2 separate regions of the Homo sapiens genome follow, and region 1 is linked to region 2. Evidence: chromatin loops called from intact Hi-C (ENCODE). Cell type or tissue: body of pancreas. All regions are shown on one strand. Links, peaks and the distances in the headings refer to the core of each region. The heading gives the core; the rest is flanking DNA. Region 1 overlaps SRRM3 (serine/arginine repetitive matrix 3). Region 2 has its middle 6.9 kb from the start of SRRM3.

The links. Peaks named below come from ENCODE experiments on the same cell type or tissue, not always from the same donor. Only the 100,000 strongest peaks of a DNase experiment are listed, where the experiment ranks them.
Region 1: it touches region 2 in a loop (1.9-fold over the local background); 4 of 110 quality-filtered maps call a loop at or near these places.

The regions. Positions count from the first base shown.
Region 1 is chr7:76,245,043-76,249,427 of GRCh38, reverse strand. It overlaps SRRM3 (serine/arginine repetitive matrix 3), which reads right to left. Exons shown (of 15, transcript NM_001110199.3): 3 at 1,139-1,240. Among named protein-coding and RNA genes, the nearest start is that of SRRM3, 45 kb to the right of the region's middle. In body of pancreas, for the core only: no CTCF peak of the experiment used is centred there; a DNase peak (open chromatin) is centred at 2,387.
Region 2 is chr7:76,192,783-76,197,167 of GRCh38, reverse strand. No RefSeq gene overlaps it. Among named protein-coding and RNA genes, the nearest start is that of SRRM3, 6.9 kb to the left of the region's middle. In body of pancreas, for the core only: no CTCF peak of the experiment used is centred there; no DNase peak of the experiment used is centred there.

The DNA of each region.
Region 1 (4,385 bases), core at 249-4,248, 52 kb before region 2:
GGCAGAGGCGTGACCTCAGCAAAGCCATACACCCTTTTTTTTTTTTTTGAGACAGAGTCTCGCTCTGTCACCCAGGCTGGAGTGCAGTGGCGCGGCTCACTGCAACCTCCGCCTTCCAGGTTCAAGTGATTCTCGTGTCTCAGCTCCCTGAGTAGCTGGGATTACAGGCCCAGGCCACCATGCCTGGCTAATTTTTGTGTATTTTGTAGAGATTGAGTTTCACCATGTTGCTCAGGGTGGTCTCGAACTCCTGAGCTCAAGCAATCCTCCCACCTTGGCCTCCCAAAGTACTAGGATTACAGGTGTGAGCCACCATGCCCAGTCTTACACCCTCTTTAGCCACCAAGCCATTGGTCATGGTAGCAGTGGGATTTGGTGTGTGGGCTCTTACATCCCAGAGTGTGTGCTTACTCTGAATTTTATTTGATTTTATTCTATTTTATTTTTTGAGATGGAATCTCGCTCTGTTGACCAGGCTGGAGTACAGTGGCAGGATCTCGGCTCACTGCAACCTCTGCCTTCCGGGTTCAAGCGATTCTCCTGCCTCAGCCTCCCAAGTAGCTGGGATTACAGGCATGTGCCACTATGCCCGGATAACTTTTCTATTTTTAGTAGAGACAGGGTTTCGACGTGTTGGCCAAGGCTGGTCTCGAACTCCTGACCTCAAGCGATCTGCCTGACTTGGCCTCCCGAAGTGCTGGGATTACAGGCTTGAGCCACTGTACCCTGCCCAAATTTCATTTCTATAGGAGGGAATCATCAGGGCTTGCCTGGGGTCACTTTGTCGGCCAGAGACAATGTTGGGTTCAGGGCATATCTGAGGTCTTCCGATTTGCAGCTCAGAATCCCCTGAGCTGAGATCTGGGCTGCCTTCCCCATGCCTCCCACTGCTGAGCCATAGGTAGGACCCAGGGAGGGTAGGAGGAGGCCCTTGGTGATGTCCAGATGTCCGTGGGCCAGGCCAGCATTTCCAGTGGGCAGAGACCATGCTCTCCTCTCCTTCTCCTTATCTTCTTCCTCTCCACCCCCTCACCTGAGCCCCAACCAGACCAAGCCACCTGGACAGGCCCCTTTAGTACCCAGCTGCTGCCTGAGCCTGCACCCCCTCTCCCTCATCCCCACACAGGTAAGCACTCACATGTGGCCCCCAGGCCGGTCCTCCCTGGTGAGCACTCCCTCCTTCTCCATCAGCATCTGCCGGAATGTCCCCACTTTCTGCCGAATCTCCTCCTCCGAATACCTGCAGGGGCACAGAGAGGGTGAAGGGGCTGGTCTCCCAGATTTGGTTCCCTCTTTCCTGCCCCGCACTCAGCCCAGCCCCGCCAACCCCTGGGTCACAAGTGCACACTCCGGCTTGCAATAACCTGTCCAAGGTCACAGATCAAGCCAGGTCTTCAGCACTGAGGAAGCTCAAGTTCACTGTACACAAGCCTGGCCAGGCGCAGTGGCTCTCGCCTGTAATCCCAGCACTTTGGGTGTCCGAGGCAGGCAGATCACCTGAGCTCAGGAGTGCGAAACCAGCCTGGCCAACATGGCGAAACCCTGTCTCTACTAAAAATACAAAAATTAGCCGGATGTGGTGGTGGGCGCCTGCAATCCCCGCTACTCAGGAGGCTGAGGTAGGAGAATCACCTGAACCTGGGAGGCAGAGGTTGCAGTAGGCCAAGATCACGCCACTGCACACCAGCCTAGGTGACCCAGAGACTCCATCTCAAAAAACAAACAACAGCAACAAAACATTGTACACCAGCCCAATCAACCAACCAAATAACCAACAAACAGACAAAAGAAAAACTTGTTCCCAGAGGTGGGGAGAGACGACCCCCTCGCCCCTCAGGTGAGGCTGAGCCCCTCCTCCGTACCCTCCTCCACCCACCAGGGCAGGCCTCCCTCCCACATCCAGACTGCAGTCGCTCTTTCGAGAATTTTAGGGGAAGAGTGAGAATTCTGGCTTTGAAACATACACAGCCTTTTCTGCCTTCCTGGCCTCCATGACATCCCATCCTCATATAGCCATGGGAGGTCGTCAAAGCACCCCCATTTCTGCAAGGGTAAGGCTGCCAAGTGGCTTGTAGGGGGGTTATCGGGGGGCAAGGGGTAGTTTCATTGCTTCTTTCTGCTGCTGGCTTGGGGTAGGGGGTGGCTGATATCTGGGCCTCAAATGGAAGCCCCTGACGTCTCTACTCCCCTCCCTCTCCCACCCTAAGCCCAGTCTCAGTTTAGGGACCAAAGTCCGGTTATCTACTCCTTATCCCTGCTCCCACTGCTGGGGTCAGTGGTCATTCTCTCTCACTGCTCCTCTGTGACAGCCACTACCTGGCCTCCCAGTTCCTCTGGAGTCTCTCCCTCCAGCCTGTGTCCACACTGCCCCTGGAGGTCTTTGATCATGCAGCCCTGGCCCCGTGCCTGGCATACAGCAGGTGTCCAGCAGCTGTTACTGAAGGGATCCTCTGGCAACTTCGAAAGGCAGGTCACATTCCCATTTCACAGATGTAGAAGCTAAGGCAAAGTGAATTGACTTGCCCAACCTCATAGAGCTGGGAAATGGGAGGTGCCAGGATTCAAAACAGGACTGCTGCACTCTTGGGGCTCTCCTTTTCAGCACTGGCCCCCATGGCTCAGCTAAGAGGGTTGACCTAGAAAAACATGAGAGCAGGGGATGCTCAGAGGTGGTGGTCACACTTGAGGCCTCTTTGTCCAGTAGCCAGATGTCATCCCGGGGTCCCCAGCTTCTCCCAGCAAGATGCCCTGGGCATGGAGGGACACTCCCTAGGCCTCCGAGTTGGTTCAACTCAACATTTCTATACACTTGTGTACACCTATACAACTTTTCTTTTCTCTCTTTTTTTTAATTTTTATTTTTTGAGACGGAGTTTCGTTCTGTCGCCTGGCCTGGAGTGCAGTGGTGCGATCTCAGCTCACTGCAACCTCCACCTCCCGGGTTCAAGTGATTCTCCTGCCTCAGCCACCCAAATAGCTGGGATTACAGGAGCCTGCCACCATGCCTGGCTAATTTTTGTATTTTTAGTAGAGATGGGGTTTCACTATGTTGGCCAGGCTGGTCATGAACTCCTGACCTCAGATGATCTGCCCAGCTCAGCCTCCCAAAGTGCTGGGATTACAGGCGTGAGACAACGCACCCGGCCACTATACAACTTTTCTAGCCTTAGCTTCTACATCTGTGAAATGGGAACACAACCTGCCTTTCAAGATTGTCAGAGGATTCATGGAGGTGATGTCATTATAGCACTTTGCACAGTGCCTGGCTTAGAGTAGGTGCCCAATAAATGGTAATGACTAAGGCTTATTTGTCCCAAACCTTTCTCTCTGCTCTCCCTGGGCTGCAGGTCGTTGTCTAGGACAGAGAACATGGTGAGGGGGAGGTAGGGATGATTAATGGATACAAAAAATAGAATGAATAAGACCTACTGGCCAGGTGCAGTGGCTCACATCTGTAATCCCAGCACTTTGGGAGGCTGAGGTGGGCAGATCACCTGAGGTCAGGAGTTCGAGACCAGCCTGGCCAACATGGTGAAACCCTGTCTGTACCAAAAATATAAAAAAATTAGCTGAGTGTGGTGGTGCACACCTGTAATCCCAGCTACCCACGAGGCCGAGGCAGGAGAATCGCTTGAACCCGGGAGGTGGAGATTGTGGTGAGCTGAGATTGCGCCCCTGCACTCCAGCCTGGGTGACAGAGCGAGACTCCGTCTCAAAAAACAACAAAACAAAACAAACAAACAAACAAAAAACCAACAAGAAAACCTACTGTTTGATAGCCCAACAGGGTGACTACAGTGAATAATTGTATATTTTTGAATAACTTAATGTAATTGGATTATTTGTAACTCAAAGGATAAATGCTTGAGGGGATGGATACTATATTCTCCATGATGTGCTTATTTCACATTGCATGCCTGTATCAAAGCATCTCATGTACCCTATAAATATGTATAACTACTATGTATATTAAATTTTTAAAAAATTATTTTAAAAAATTTTTGGACCCAGCGAAGTTTTAAAAAATAATTTTAAAAAAATTTAAAAAGAAGACATGGTGGCAGCATGGGTCCAGCCCTCCCCACTCAGCCATCCACGAAAATGGTATGTTTTGTTTTTTCCTTTCAGAGATCCCATCTCTCTACTCCCTGCTTCCCTCTGCTCCTTCAACAAATATTTGCAGGACAGCAATTTGACAATTATCTTCAAAAGCCTTTAAAAAAAATGAACACATGCTTTGACTCATACATTAACTTTCAGGTCTACCCTGTGGAAATAATCATGGCAAAGATTTGACTCCTTGGATGTTTACAGTAAGATGGATGCCTCCCCCCATCGCAGGTTCAATGCTAGCGTTTGCATGTCCATAGCAACCCATACATCCC
Region 2 (4,385 bases), core at 93-4,092:
CCCCTCTCCCTTCGCGCTCCCTTCTCCTGGCTCATAGGGATACACTCTGTCTTGGTTTCCCCACCCAGCCTGCTAATTTCCCCAAAACGCGCTCCTCCCCTTGTGCGACTTGTTTCAAAAAACAGCACCGCCATCTGTGCTGGCTTTTCTCTGTGTGATCCTCTGGCTCCGGCTCTGCCCTGCTCTAGGCCTTGGAGGGAGGCTGGCCTCTGTGGTCCGATTACCCAGGCTCCCTCGCTCTTGGTGTCCGGTTGGGTTCATCTAAGGGGAGGCATCACCAGGAGAAGCCAGATCCAGGAGAAGGGGAGAAGAGATAAGTTAGGGATTTATTCCCCTACTGAGTTCCTCTCCTGCCCCTCTTCTCCACCTCCTGTTCTTCTGGCCAAGTTCTGGCTTTCAGCCTCCTCCCTACAGCCTAGGAGTGGTAACGGCTTCCCAGTAATTTAAGTCCTCGGCCGCTTCTCTATGTCTTGTTGGTTCATTCTCATATCCTCATCTGCACCTGTGTGCAGGGTCCCTTCATCAAGCTCTCGTCAATGGGACCTTTGTACAGGGATGTCTGTTTCATTCTAGATCCCTGACCCAAGAAACTTCCCTGCCCCAAGTCCGGTCTCTAAGTCAGAGACCTGTGAGTCTGTGGGATTCTCCAGTTCCTCCCTTCGCCCTTTAGACCTTCCATCTCCTGGGACTGTCCCCACTTCTTTTTTTTTTTTTTTTTTTTTTTGAGATGGAGTTTCTTTCTTCCTTTTTTTTTGAGATGGAGTTTCACTCTTTCTCCCAGACTGGAGTGCTGTGGCATGATCTTAGCTCACTGCATCCTCTTCCTCCCGTGTTCAAGCGATTCTCCTGCCTCAGCCTCCTGAGTAGCTGGGACTACAGGTACCCACCACCACGCCCGGCTAATTTTTAATTTTTGCATTTTTAGTAGAGATGGGGTTTCACTATGTTGGCCAGGCTGATCTCGAACTCCTGACCTCAGGTGATCTGCCCGCCTCGGCCTCCCAAAGTGCTGGGATTACAGGCGTGAGCCACCGCGCCCAGCCCTGTCCCCATTTCTGCAGCCTCAGAATGTCTGCCTGGGCCAGGCCTTGATACCAGACCCCTGCCCTGTGTCCTCCCCCTCCCCAGTCACTCTCCCTCTGAACAGGCAATCTCTGCTCAGATGGCACTTGGTCAATGAACCTTTTAAAGACATCTGCATATAAAACAGTGTCTCACCAGCCTGGACAACATAGTGAGTATCCGTTTCTTTAAAAAAAATAAAATAAAAATGAGCTGGGCTTGGTGGTGTACAGCTGTAGTCCAAGCTACTCAGAGGCAGAGGCAGGAGGATCGCTTGATCCAGGAGGTTGAGGCTGCAGTGAGCTGTGATCCTGCCACTGCACTCCAGCCTGGGCGACAAACTGAAACTTTGTCTCTGAAAATAAAAAATAAAATAAATAAAACAGTGTCTCCCTGTCCAGCACTAGTTTCCCCTCTTTCTTTATTTAAAATTGTGGTAGCCTGGCCAACATGGTGAAACCCCGTTTAGCTGGGAGGTATTACTGGAGGGAGAGTCTCAAGCCAGGCACAAAAGGTGGGGAGGATGTGGCTGACTCCATGGGATGAGTGGGATCTGGAATCAGACCCAGGACCTGAGCCAGATTTGCTGCTTTGTAGCCATGTGGACTTGGGAAAGTCTCCTGGAGCCTCAGTTTCTTCATCTGTAAAATGGGGCTAATAACACTTGTCTCTGAGGGTTGCTATGAGTTCTATTGTTAGAAATCTTCTCTGTTGGGCATGGTGGCTCACGCCTGTGATCCCAGCACTTTGGGAAGCTGTGGCTGGTGGATCACCTGAGGTCAAGAGTTCGAGACCAGCCTGGCCAACATGATGAAACCCCATTTCTACTAAAAATACAAAATGTAGCTGGGTCTGGTGGCATGTGCCTGTAATCCCAGCTACTCGGGAGGCTGAGGTAGGAGAATCACTTGAATCTGGGAGGTGGAGGTTGCAGTGAGCTGAGATCGCACCACTGCACTCCAGCCTGGGAGACAGAGGGGGACTTGATCTCAAAAAAAAAAAAAAAAAGAAAGAAAGAAATTTCATGGTTATAGCCTAGAGGGATTTGATGATGCATGTGGTGCCTTTTATCTGGAGAATGACAAAACCTTGGCTGGATATGGGGTCTCACGCCTATAATCCCAGCACTTTGGGAGGCCAAGGCAGGAGGAATGCTTGAAACCAGGAGTTCAAGACCAGCCTGGGAAACATGGCAAAACCCCATCTCTACAAAAAATACAAAAATTAAGGCCGGGCACGGTGGCTCACACCTGTAATCCCAGCACTTTGGGAGGCCAAGGCGGGCGGATCACAAGGTCAGGAGTTCGAGACCAGCCTGACCAACATGGTGAAACCCCATCTCTACTAAAAATACAAAAATTAGCCGGGCATGGTGGCAGGCACCTGTAATCCCAACTATTCAGGAGGCTGAGGCAGGAGAATCACTTGAACCCAGGAGGCGGAGGTTGCAATGAGCCTAGATAGCGCCACTGCACTCCAGCCTGGGTGACAGAGCAAGACTGTCTCAAAAAAAAAAAAAAAAAAGAAAAGAAAAAAAAATTAGCCAAGCATGATGGCAGGCACCTGTGGTCCCAGCTACTTGGGAGGCTGAGCTGGGAGGATCACTTGAGCCCAGGAGGTTGAGGCTGTAGTGAGCTGAGATCACATCACTGCACTCCAGCCTGGGCAACAGAGCGAGGTCCCGTCTCAAACAAAACAAAACAAAAAACAAAACCTGGTCGCTCTGCTGTCCCAATACCTTAAATACCCACTCTTTTCTGCTGGCCCAATCCATCAACATTCCCATGCTATCGGCCTCCTTTTTCTCTCCTCACTCCCTCCGGCACCTCCCTGATGCACCCCCCATGTCCAGCACTTTGCTGGATCATACTGGGGGACCCCTGTGGACCATGCAGCCTCCTTCTCTTCTCTTTGTGCCCCTCTGCCTAGCCCATCCAGATCTCTTTCTCTCCATCTCCCTCCCCTCCCCCAGCACATCTCCCTCTCTGTCTGCAGAGCCTGGGAAATTGAGGAGTCCCTTGTGGCAGGGCTGACCTTGAAGCAGATCTTTAATAAAAAATGAGCAGAGGCAGCAGCCTCCCCTGCTCGCCCCTCCTCCCTCCCAGCCTTCTACTCTCCTCGCCATTGCTCGTAAATCCACCATCAGGGGCCATTGCTCTGGGGTAAGCATTGCCCTCATTAGGGTCTTTTAAAAGCTGCGCATTCTTGGGACGTGGGGATGTGAAGGAAGAAAGCTTTTGTTGAGATCTGGGGATGTGATGTAGAAGGGGAGGGGGCTACACTTTGAGGCTGTGGCCTCTGCTGCTTCTGCCTAGAGCTTCACATGTGCCCCCCGGCCCTAGGACCCCCTCTCACCACCAAGGTGTTACACAGTCCTAATGGTCCAGCCACCATCCCAGCCTGAGGTCATCCTAGTCTGGGAAGGGATGGCTGTCAGCAGTAGCCTATGCCTCACCCACTTGGAGGAGCTTCAAATCAAGTCTCCTGCAGATCCAGGTCTGCTCTCAGCCTGAGCCCAGGAGTGACAGTGACGCACATCTTTGAAAAGTGCAGTAATCTGGCTGAGCACGGTGGCTCACACATGTAATTCCAGCACTTTGGGAGGCTAAGGTGGAAGGATCACTTGAGCCAAGGAGTTCGAGACCAGCCTAGGCGACATAGTGAGACCCTGTCTCTACTAAAAAAAATAAAAATTAGCTGAGTGCAGTGCACACACCTTCAAGCTACTTGGAAGGCTGGGGCAGGAGGATCCCTTGAGGCCAGCAGTTCGAGGTTGCTGTGAGCTATGATTGCATAACTGCACTCCAGCCAGGGTGACAGAGTAAGACCCTGTCTCTAAAAATAAATAAATAAGGCTGGGTGCGGTGGCTTATGCCTGTAATCCCAGCACTTTGGGAGGTCGAGGCGGGCTGATCATTTGAGGCCAGGAGTTCGAGACCAGCCTGGCCAACATGGCGAAACCCCGTCTCTACCGAAATTACAAAAATTAGCTGGGCGTGGTGGTGCCTGTAATCCCAGCTACTCAGGAGGCTGAGGCAAGAGAATCACTTGAACCTGGGAGGCGGAATTTGCAGTGAGCTGAATCAGGCCACTGCACTCCAGCCTGGGCTAAAAATGAGACCCTGTCTCAAAAATAAATAAATAAATAATAAAAATAAAATTTAAAAATGGAAACTGCTGTATTCCAGTGATTGTACTTCCTGCTGATTACCTCTAATCCCACAATGAGACCGTGAGCAAAGGACCAGCGTCCCATCTTACAGATGAGAACACTGAGGATCAGGGCGGTTCAGAGCTTGGCCACAGCCATTCAGTCCATAAGC